Linked DNA regions of Homo sapiens: region 1 is linked to region 2. Evidence: read pairs that join two places in POLR2A ChIA-PET (ENCODE). Cell type or tissue: IMR-90. All regions are shown on one strand. Links, peaks and the distances in the headings refer to the core of each region. The heading gives the core; the rest is flanking DNA. Region 1 has its middle 78 kb from the start of LINC02172. Region 2 holds the start of LINC02172 (long intergenic non-protein coding RNA 2172).

Region 1 (5,393 bases), core at 110-5,109, 78 kb after region 2:
TGTGATGATTAAGAAGAGAAAAACACATGTGCATTTTAATTTTCTTACTGAAAGTGACTCCACAAAGTACTGACTATAATGCAAACTAAATATGCATAGAAAGAGAAGCATGTCTGATTTTTAAACTATTATTATGATGATAAAAGAATGTAAGCCTTGACCATTAGGAATCATGGAAGTAATTTTAATATTAGTAACAAAAGTTAAGGAACTGAACTATAAGTGTTCCATTTTAAGCCCTATATTTGGAGAACCAGAGCCTGCCTCACAGGAAGCAGCCTGGTTGCCTGCCTGTGAAAAGTTTCACACGCCCTCCTTTTGCCCCCTTAGCCTTCTCACTTCTTAGCCCCACCTTGCTCACTTGCCCCATTAACACTGAGCATAAATCAGTGTCATCTGCTGTCTCTTGCGTTTCTTTCTTCCCTTCCTCTTTCACTCTCTTTCTCTCCCTGTCTGTCTTTGTAAGTTGGTCTCCATTGCACCATATGGCAGCTGAGAGAAGGGGAGAGCAATTATCTGCCTCTGAACAAAAGGCGCTGTGGTGACACAGCGGCCCATGAATGCATGAGACACGGTCATGTATAGAAGGGCCTCCAGCCCTGTCAGCGAGACTAAAGGGAAGGGTGATGGAGCTGCCTCCAGATAGGCAGACAAACCAGTAAACCCTTCCTCAGTGTCCCTTTCCCTCCTCTCCTTCCCTCTGTTTTCAGTGTTTTTCATTTGCTTGTTTCTGTGTCCAAATCAGATTAGTTTATTAATGACAAAGTCAGAATGTGTGGCAGAACAAGAAATTAAAGCAAGCTACCTTATTCATACACTTCTAAATAGCTCCAAACAACATGTCAATAATTGCACAAGTATTTCAACATATAAGGGGAAAACTGATAAATTTCAAGGAGACGGTATCCTTTTAAAATATTTATTTATTTATTTTTATTGATATTTCATAGCTGTTCATATTTTGGGGTACCTGTCATATTTTGATACATGTATACAATGTGTAATGATTAAATCAGAGTAATTGAACTATTCGTCACCTTAAACATTTATCTTTTCTTTGTGCTGGGAACACTACATTTTTTCTCTTCTAGCTACTTTGAAATACATAGTAAATTATTGTTACCTATAATTTTCCTACTATACTATCAAACAGTAGAACTTGTTCCTTCTACCTGACTATATTTTTGTGTCCAAAGACCATATTCTTTTTTCCCTTTCTTCTAAAGAAAAATTGTACATACTTACACAAATTAACTCATGAAAGAAAAATATCTGGATAATACAAGAGGATACAGGCAGGACTGTGAGGATTCTCTGTGATAATAACAAGTTAACTGCAGTTTCTAAGACTATGTCTTTGAACATTTATTATCCATTATTATGCTATTCAAGAAAAGGAGCACCTCCTCACTGTTTACCTTCTTCCCTATTTCTTGTTTTTCCTGTAGTTGTTACCCCTCTTCTATGCCTGGATATGCATGATTTTTTCAGTGGAGAATTTCTGCAAAGCAGACACAACATTTTTATTAGTGAAGTTAACACTATGCTAGAAGAATAGTAAATTCAAGCTATAAATCCACCAGCTTTCAGGAGACTCATTTATTCTGTTCCATATGAAATAAAAATCTACTACAGGGGAAGAGTTGAATATGACCATATACATTTATGAAGGAACATTTTACACTTTACTGCTGTAGGCTACTACTGGCCTTAGGAGCTGATGTTCATTTTATTTGATTCAAAATAAAAGTACAATAAAAAATAAAGCAGACATCCCCCACCACTCAATCGCCCACCCACCCACCCACCCAACAAGGTATCTTGGATCACAAAATGCCAGTCCCCTGTGGTTATTTAAAGAAACCTGGGCAGGTTTCCAAGTTCTGGTGTCTGTGACCTATTACACGGAGGCAACAATAATAGTTCCTCATGAAATAAATCAATGGACATACGTAGAGTACTTCTACCATGCCATGTACTATTTTTTACTTCAATCTTTAAGAAGAAAGTGAAGGTTATGTAACTCAGTTTCACACATTGTCTACATTTATAACAGGGCTTCTCTTCAGGAACATTTTTACTATGAAGATACCCTCCCTCTCTTTTATCTATGATGTTATTTAACACTTATTTAACGCTTTTCAATAATAAATGCAACTTTTAAAAATTCATATACAATACTTTTCTTTGTACAATGCAGTCTGAGACTGATGGTTATTTGTCAGTTGATGAAAAAGCAAAATATCATTGGCTTTTCAGTTATATTCTTCATAAATTCTCTTTCATAATTACTATACATGTTTGGTTTTACATGAAACATTCATTAAAATAAACATTCATTAAATAAACAAAACCAAGAGCTAAGAGTGCCTGTGTTTAGCAAATATCAGGACTCTGCACGTTTCTACAGCAGTAAGAGTTATGTGGTACATCATCTGTCAGAAAGACTTGTGTAGAGAGAACCCTCTGTGGTACAAACAGAAAGCAGGAAACAAAGCAACTATTCAACCTTTTCTATTCACTGCACCCACATCTGTTTACATGGCCTCTGCTCAATCCTGAAAGGTTTTGTCCTCCTACCTCCATTTTATTTTACACAGCTCTGAGCGGCTGGCAGCTTGGAAGACTTTTCTTTCTTTTTTTTTTCCTTAAGAGCTAGGGATTCAAATCTGTTTTGTAAAACAGAAATTTGAAAAACAGGCTTACAGATAGCAGTTGGTCCCTTTTCTAGTCTATCCAGTTGGAGTTCTAATGAGGGATATAAACTCCAACATTCTCATTAATTTTTAAAATAAATTTAACAGACATAAGAAGTTTCTTCAGGAGGGTAGTAGATGGTACTATTTTCCCAGTTCTGCTCATTACTAAATGTCAGTTTGCCCTCTTTTGACAAAAAAAAATTATGTTTTTTAATCTACTCTGCGAGTGAAATTTCTACTCTGTGAGAGAAATGCATGTGCTATCTAGAAGTAAAATATTTCAGAAATATCACTGTAAATATTCTCCATAAAAGATTATATTTCTATGACACTTTATATTTTACAAAGCTATTTTACACAGTTTAGGTAATCAGATCCTCAAAATGAAAAAAAAAAACTAAAAAAGGTAGAGCAGATGACTTTATTCCTAATTTTACAAAAGGAAAACTAAAGCTTTCCTTTAATAGCATGGGATTCCCTCTACACCACGATGAGTGTGTGGTTTTATGACACGAAAACCATATTGCCCTCTATGTGTTGTATACATATGATAATGCTTTATTCTCAATTTTATTCTAAGAATTAGTTATGAGCATGATCATTTCTAATCCTCCTTGCATTTTTAAAGTTCTGTAATTCATGATCAGATACATGATGAATGAGGTATAAAAGAAAAAAGTTCAAAATAATTATGCTCATATGTTTAAAAATTGAAGTCTAAAAAATTTACATCTTTGGTACTTATAAGTATAAGAATACTTATAGAGTATTAAAAATATAAGTATTATCATACTTTATAAGTAAGATAATAAAGGTTAGACATCAAATGTATTTTTCCCTACTTTTCTAAGATATACTGGATTGCCTTGATGTAGTAACTCAGAGACAGAAGAGATCATGAGAAGACATTTTAATAATATAGTTAGAAATCACAAGTATTGGATTCAATGCTGATACTACTGGGTCAGTAGAATCATATCTAACTGGTTAACATTGTCTGGATGTATTAACTCAACTTTGACAAGAAGAAATAATAACAATCCAATGCCACACAATTTTAGTAAGAATTAAATCAACTAGTATCTGTGAAGAGCAAATGGTAAACTGTACAAAACCACCTAATATTAGTGACTGCCATTAGCTTTTGTTCTTTCTATATTATTAAACAATTAATTTCAAATGTACAAATGAAACTGAAATACTTGAAAACTAAATAATAAAATCAGTAATAATAACAAGAGTAGATTGCAGAAGAAATTCTAAAATATGCCACCTGTTGGTTTATGTGAAAGTGAAAGGGTGAATGAGAAAAAAAAAAAAGTCCTTCACTATCCAATAATAGTAGTGCACAAGCTAGAGTCTGTATATAGATGCTCGACTACCGTCTTCCTCATCCCATATTTTGGTAAATAAATCTTTTCTAAATGAAAGAATATTGGCTCATAATTTTTTTAAAAAGGCATAGAGAGGCCAGAACTGGGTAATTTTAGAAATATTAGACATGGTATTTTGGCAAGAAGATTTTAAGGCATCTTTTTTTTTTGAGACGGAGTCTCACTCTGTCGCCCAGGCTGGAGCGCAGTGGCGCGATCTCGGCTCACTGCAAGCTCCGCCTCCTGGGTTCACGCCATTCTCCTGCCTCAGCCTCCCGAGTAACTGGAACTACAGGCGCCCGCCACCACGCCCAGCTAATTTTTTGTTGTTGTTTTTCGTAGAGACGGGGTTTCACAGTATTAGCCAGGATGGTCTCGATCTCCTGACCTCGTGATCCGCCCACTTCGGCCTCCCAAAGTTCTGGGATTACAGGCATGAGCCACCGCACCTGGCCCATTTTAAGGCATCTTTCAATGAGAAACAGCAATGTGATATATTTCTTTATTTCCAATGTTTTAAATTATTTATTAGAACTGACATATAAATAACTAGCAATAAATTAGTATTCAAAATAGCACATTCTGTCCATAAAATCTTGTAAAGTTGAAAATAGAAGACAAATCTTCAGCAGTCAAAAAACTGCTTATACGGCAAACAAAAGATATTTTTAATTCTGCTCATAGCTTGTGTATGTGAAAAAAAGATACGAAACTAAACTATCAACTAAAAATCACATTGTTTTCCATTCAGAAAAAAATTATTTGAGGAAACATCAAATATAACTTTAAAAAAGTTAAAGGCATAGGAATAAGTGACTTTGATGGGGAATTGCATTAGTTGCCAAACTGGAATTCAAAACCGTCTCTAAATTTTTAGAAGTTGAAAGATAAAACAACAACAAAAATAATTGGTATTTCCTGAGCTTAAGGACTAGCTTCAGTAGGACATACGGTTTCATTTTGAGGCCTCTCATTTCTTATGAAAATGTTACTATTTCTGTAGGCATCTTCATTTAAGGGAGTAGGTTTAATAACTAATTAAACCAGAGTTAGTTCAGCTGATTTTGATTTCATCTTATTTTTTGGTATTTACATTTTTCCATAGTAAATTATAGTGTACTTTGAACTTAAAAAGTTCTAAGTAGGGAAAAATAAAGCATTTTAAAACTATATTGTGTGATATACATCTCAAATAGTATGTGTTAAAAAATTAGACATCTGCTTTGATGCATTTTATTGCTGATATAGTCAAGAAGTTGTGGCATCATAGAGTTCAAGTCAGTGTTTGTTCTATTATAAAACCAAACTACTAATTAAAGTA
Region 2 (5,393 bases), core at 81-5,080:
TCAGTCTTTACATGTTAAGTCATTAACTGTTTAGGGTGCAGATAGTTCTTCATAAAGAATCAGATGTTCCATTCCTCTAGTATGGTAAAACCGGTGCCATAAAGTCATTGCAAAAGACAGCAAACAACTTTGTTATTGTAATGTGCTTTTTTTTCTTTTAACAATAGGTCTAGCAGGTGGCATGTGGCTATGGCTGGGTCTATCTCCATCTCCAGGGTGCCAAGATGTCCCTCAAAGTTTCTGTGGGAGGAATTTGTTGGTGGGATTTGGATTGTAAAGGCACGCGAGCATCTGCTGCCTCCCTGGTCTCATTACCATTCACACAATTAACTCCTGCAGCTCTCAGCTCAACAGCCAGAACCAAGGACTCAATTTTACTGCCTCTTTGACAATGCTCATTATCATTCATCTAAACTTAAGAGTTCCCAAGCTTTCAACTCAGTGGAAAGTTTTCTTGGGGGAAAGAGATCACACAGAGGAAAGCCTTTGGAATGAAGAGAGAAGGAGCAAAAAAAAAAAAAGATTAAGGACCTAAAATCAACACCTTGAAGTAACTGAGTTTCTAAAATGTGGAATTTTATTTCATTTTATAAGTAACACGCCACATCTTTAAAGACTGCCTCCCTCATATTTCAAAGGCCTGTGTTTGGTCTCCTAACATTTTCACTTAAGGAGCTATGATCAGTTAACAACAATAGTTCTTTCTACTGTCCTCATTGATACTAGGTCCAATTTTGCATCTCGTGGAAGCTTTGGCCAAAACTACAGCTGCCTGAGAAAAAGAGTTTTGAGTAATTTTCCATAGAGAGTAAACAGAGTGTTTTGTTATGCAAGGAGAGAAAGATTCACAAAACATGACAAATTCAAGAAAGCCTATATTTTTAAAGCCTCAGCAGTCCGATTATGTTAAATTGCATAAATATCAGCCTGCTACCTGAAAATTAAAAGTGTACTGTCCCTTTCACCATTTTGTTTCATGATAAATATTTACAAACTGCAGTTTTTAACAAGTTTATGTTGGACAAGAGTGAGGTGATAATAAATGATTTTTTTATAGGTTAAATAGCAGAAGCCTATTATTTATTGACATGTAGGCTACAAGGAGGTTAAAAGAAAACCTCCTTCCTTGATGTCAAATAAGTGATACAAAAACTGCACCTTCTCTTAAAGATATAACTTAATTTTTAAAAAGAAGCATTTAAAACAGTCTGCTCAAATGAAATAAAGCCTCTTTGGAACAACAGAAGAATGATTAGGCTGCTAAAAGCTGTGAAAGCAGTGCTATATATATAGTGAAAGCTATGAAGATTAATTTGTACTTTTACAAAAAAATTAGATAGTGAAAAATAGGTAAACTTTTACTTCAATGACTACAATTAAAAAATATGTATTTATGATAGCACTATTGAAAATTTTGTATATATTTAGCTCTATATTTCATAGAAACAGGAAACAATCTTATTGATACTGATTATCTTGCTTTTCCTTTGAATGCCATACATCAAAACCTAAAATTTCATTACTACATATACATTTTTAATATAGCATTAGGAAAAAAGAAATTTTGGTTAAGATTATATGGTTTGTTTTAAATTACCTAATTTTATAAACCATTCTTTGCTTCTTCCCAAAATGCAAATTTTCTCAAATAAAACCCAGGAGAAAATAAAATTAATGTTTGGGATGTGATATAATTCAAGCTCACCAACATGTAGATGGAGAAAAAATATCTTCATTTTTAAATATTTTAATGGTTATAGTTATAATTCTTGTGTGAAGGATAGGTAATGTATATTTGAATCTATAGAAAATGCATTGCCCCCTGGCTTCTTAGACAAAATAAAAGTGGGTATCTGAGTTCCTTATGTATTTGTCTTGATGTAAGTGATAACATGCCATTGAAGAAATTGTGCACACCTAGATTTCTTAACAGAATAGAACACTCAGTCATTTTTCTATTACGCAAAAGTTTAGTATGAACATCTCTGGTTATTTACAATATTCACAAAGACTTGCACGGTAAGAATGTAAAACCCCAATTCTGACTTCTCTGTACCATGCAGAAGTGTGACTGCAGATTTTTCTAAAAGTTGCATCCACACAAATACAATTTATGTTGTTAGTTGTTTCTTGAATTCTGCTACTCACATGGAATGCTGTCTGGTTCACAGCCTTTGTATTTCTCTTTTTTCCTGTCTCAGACCATTTGAACCCTTCCCTTTCCATCCCCAGAGTTCTGAGCTCTGCCCCAGTATATCCAAAACCAATCTTGCCTGAGTCAGGAAGGAGGTATGAATGTTGGTGCTCAGCAATTATTGATGCTTATGTTGACACTGACACTAGGCCTGTTGCGTGGCTCTAATTAGACTTCTTTATACCTGATGCGTCATCCTTGCCTACTGTCCCACTTCAATAATTGACGTTTAGACACTGTTTGGTTTTGCTAGTTTTATTCTCTCACCATTCCAACTCCAAGTTACTCAATCCTCCTCCAAACTGTTATGACTGTTGTCTTTATATCAGCTGGTGAAATTCCATGATGCTGCCTCTATTTTTGGAATCTCCTCTGGAATCCTCGCTGTTTGCACCACCTACTGTGAGATTGCACTACCAGCAATCTCATCTTACGCTGCCAAGTGCTCAATGAATGATGGTCTGTAGTGTGCTGTCAGATCCTCCAGTGTTCTACTCACCACATTGGATTTTCTTTTAATGCTTTTGGGTAAGTCCCCTAGAATTTACTGTGCTCCTGCAACAGGTTTTGTTTATAGGCTCTCTCTCCTCATGGCTTTGCACAATCATGTTGTTAACTAGGCCTTGCTTGTCATACTTGCCTATGTCCATAACATAAATGAGCTTTTAGTAATAGTTCTTCTTCTTAATGCATTATGAAAAATGTGAACTTCACAGAAACTGAAACACATGCCAACTGCTTAAATTCCATCTCAGTTATTGCAGAAGTCTATAGCATGGAATGTTGTTGAAAATAATAGAATGCAAGCATATATATTATTAATACAAATAGATCTCCAACAGCAACAGATTGTGTTTTATCTTTGTGTATCATGTTAGCAATGTTGTCTCAGATATTATTTTTAAAATTGTACCTAAAACAAAGCAAATCTGCATTAATGAACCAAGATATTTGGACCAAGTCAAGCTCAGTACTTGGCTTACTATTATGCTATAACAAATAGAATCGGGCATAACATTATAGCAAAGATATTTGCTATATTTTCTCTAAGGATTCTAATATGCATCAGTTTTAATATATATAGATATGTGTGAATTCATATATACTTTCATTATTTATTTAATATGTCAATTTAACTTTTCAGGAAATGTAATGCCATACAGCCACATGCTAATATAATTAAAATAATAAAGTGTACTTTCTCTCCAGAGTTATAAGTATGACAACATCCAAATGTTTATTAAAATGTTTTCTAAAAAGCATATGCTCCCAGGCACATGAATTAAATCCCTGAGCAAATACAATGCATAATGAAACAGCTGGTATCACCTCTTACAAATTAAAGAATATACAAATTTTAATATTTTCATGATAAGAGTTAGAAGTAACCTGAATTTTCAAACTCTATCACACATACAAATGTAAACACATATTAACTTATTCTTCATGTGTTAGAAAAATTACTTTTCTGATAAAAAGTAAAATTTTACCATTACCTAGTAAGGAAAAAAAATCTGTGTATATTGCTAACAAAATTGATGTGCTGAATTCAGTCTTTAGACGGACTATCTGCTAATCAATGTTAAAGTGTCATATTCACATTTTGCCTTGAGTCCCCTTTTAAAACCATCATGTTATTAAGATATTGTTTGACTGTTTTGCCCTTAGAAAGTCTCTGTAAATCATGGAATAAAGAATAAGGCTGTTAAGCAAATGTAAAATAAGTCAATCATGTATTGTATGACATATGGGCAATTTCCATTAAAGAAGTTTGTGTGTGAATAAAAGTAAAAATTCTATAAAATGAAATATCAGAGTCTAAATGGATCTGGAAGATAACTGTTATGAATGCCACACTAGTCAAATTCCTTGGGTAGGGTGAATATCATTCCTAGTGATTTTCATTCTGCAATTTGAATCAGTAGTTTAAATATTAGCACTTAACGGGTTTTTTTGTTAATCACAATATAGAGTCAATACAGAGTTCTATTTTATTCTTCAAAGTATTATTTTACCTTAACTATTTGTAATTATAAATGCTAGTTTGGTTAATGAGGTTTGTGATGAATGTTTGTTTTATTGAACTGATGGCATTGATTCACAAAACTTTTTGTACTCCGGGTCATGATTGCCTCTCAAATGAACAGTGGCTCTCCCTTAATCAGCAGTGACACTGAACAGCGGATGTATGATCCTTAGAGAAATGCTGCATTTTTTTTGTCATGATCTTCCCTTTGGTTTCATATTGGAATCACCTGAGGAGCTTTAGAAAACGCTGATGCCTGGGTCTCACCCCCAGAGAGTCTGACTTCATTGGTCTGTTTTGCTTCCTGAGGAGCTGGAAAAGTTCCCCAGGTGATTATAATCTACAGTCAAAGCTGAGACTTATTTCACTAGAATCTTTTTCTTTTTCTTTTTCTTTTTTTTTTTGACAGAGTCTTGCTCTGTCACCCAGGCTGGAGTGCAGTGGCGCAATCTCCGCTCACTGCAACCTCTGTCTCCCAGGTTCAAGTGATTCTCCTGCCTCAGCCTCCCGAGTAGCCGGGATTACAGGCGCGAGCTACCATGCTTGGCTAATTTTTTTGTATTGATAGTAGAGATGGAGTTTCACCATGTTGGCCAGGCTGGTCTCAGACTCCTGACCTCGGGTGATCCACCCACCTCAGCCTCCCAAAGTGTTAGGATTACAGGTGTAAGTCACCATGCCAGGCCTTCACTAGAATCTTTCCAAAAACAAGAAATTTGGCTATGAAAATGATGTCTGTCTTATGCATAAAATATTGAAACAAGTAAACTAGTTTCTGGGTTGGTAGAAAAGTTGTATTTACATCTCTTTCTAGATGGGAGTATAGCAGTAGAAGAAGCACATAAAGGAAAGAGGTGGTGGTGAGAAAAATTAAAGGAGAAGAAACATTTGCACCTTCTGGAGGACAGTAAAGGAGAGTGGACATTGTGTGTCAGAGAGAGTTAGGGACAGGGTGCAAAAAGCATCCCTGTCAATCCCTTTCTGCCTTACATTCCTTTATCGTTGTGTTATTCACATAAATGTAAAGATTATACATAAATAATAGCATATTGGGAGGAGAAATACAACAAAATATCAACATTATATTATAGCTATTAACTATCACTGCATTAAAAAAAAAAAGACTAATTGTAAACAAATCCTGCCTTTAGTGATTCTCTAGAAATAATGAGT

What was found. Peaks named below come from ENCODE experiments on the same cell type or tissue, not always from the same donor. Only the 100,000 strongest peaks of a DNase experiment are listed, where the experiment ranks them.
Region 1: POLR2A ChIA-PET joins it to region 2 with 6 read pairs; 3 of 35 experiments call an interaction of 5 or more read pairs at or near these places.

Annotation. Positions count from the first base shown.
Region 1 is chr4:137,620,737-137,626,129 of GRCh38, forward strand. No RefSeq gene overlaps it. Among named protein-coding and RNA genes, the nearest start is that of LINC02172, 78 kb to the left of the region's middle. In IMR-90, for the core only: no CTCF peak of the experiment used is centred there; no DNase peak of the experiment used is centred there; H3K27ac peaks cover 372 bases.
Region 2 is chr4:137,543,089-137,548,481 of GRCh38, forward strand. It overlaps LINC02172 (long intergenic non-protein coding RNA 2172), which reads left to right and starts at 2,643. Exons shown (of 2, transcript NR_146553.1): 1 at 2,643-2,722. RefSeq lists an enhancer at 1-813. In IMR-90, for the core only: a CTCF peak has its summit at 2,589; a DNase peak (open chromatin) is centred at 2,623; H3K27ac peaks cover 207 bases.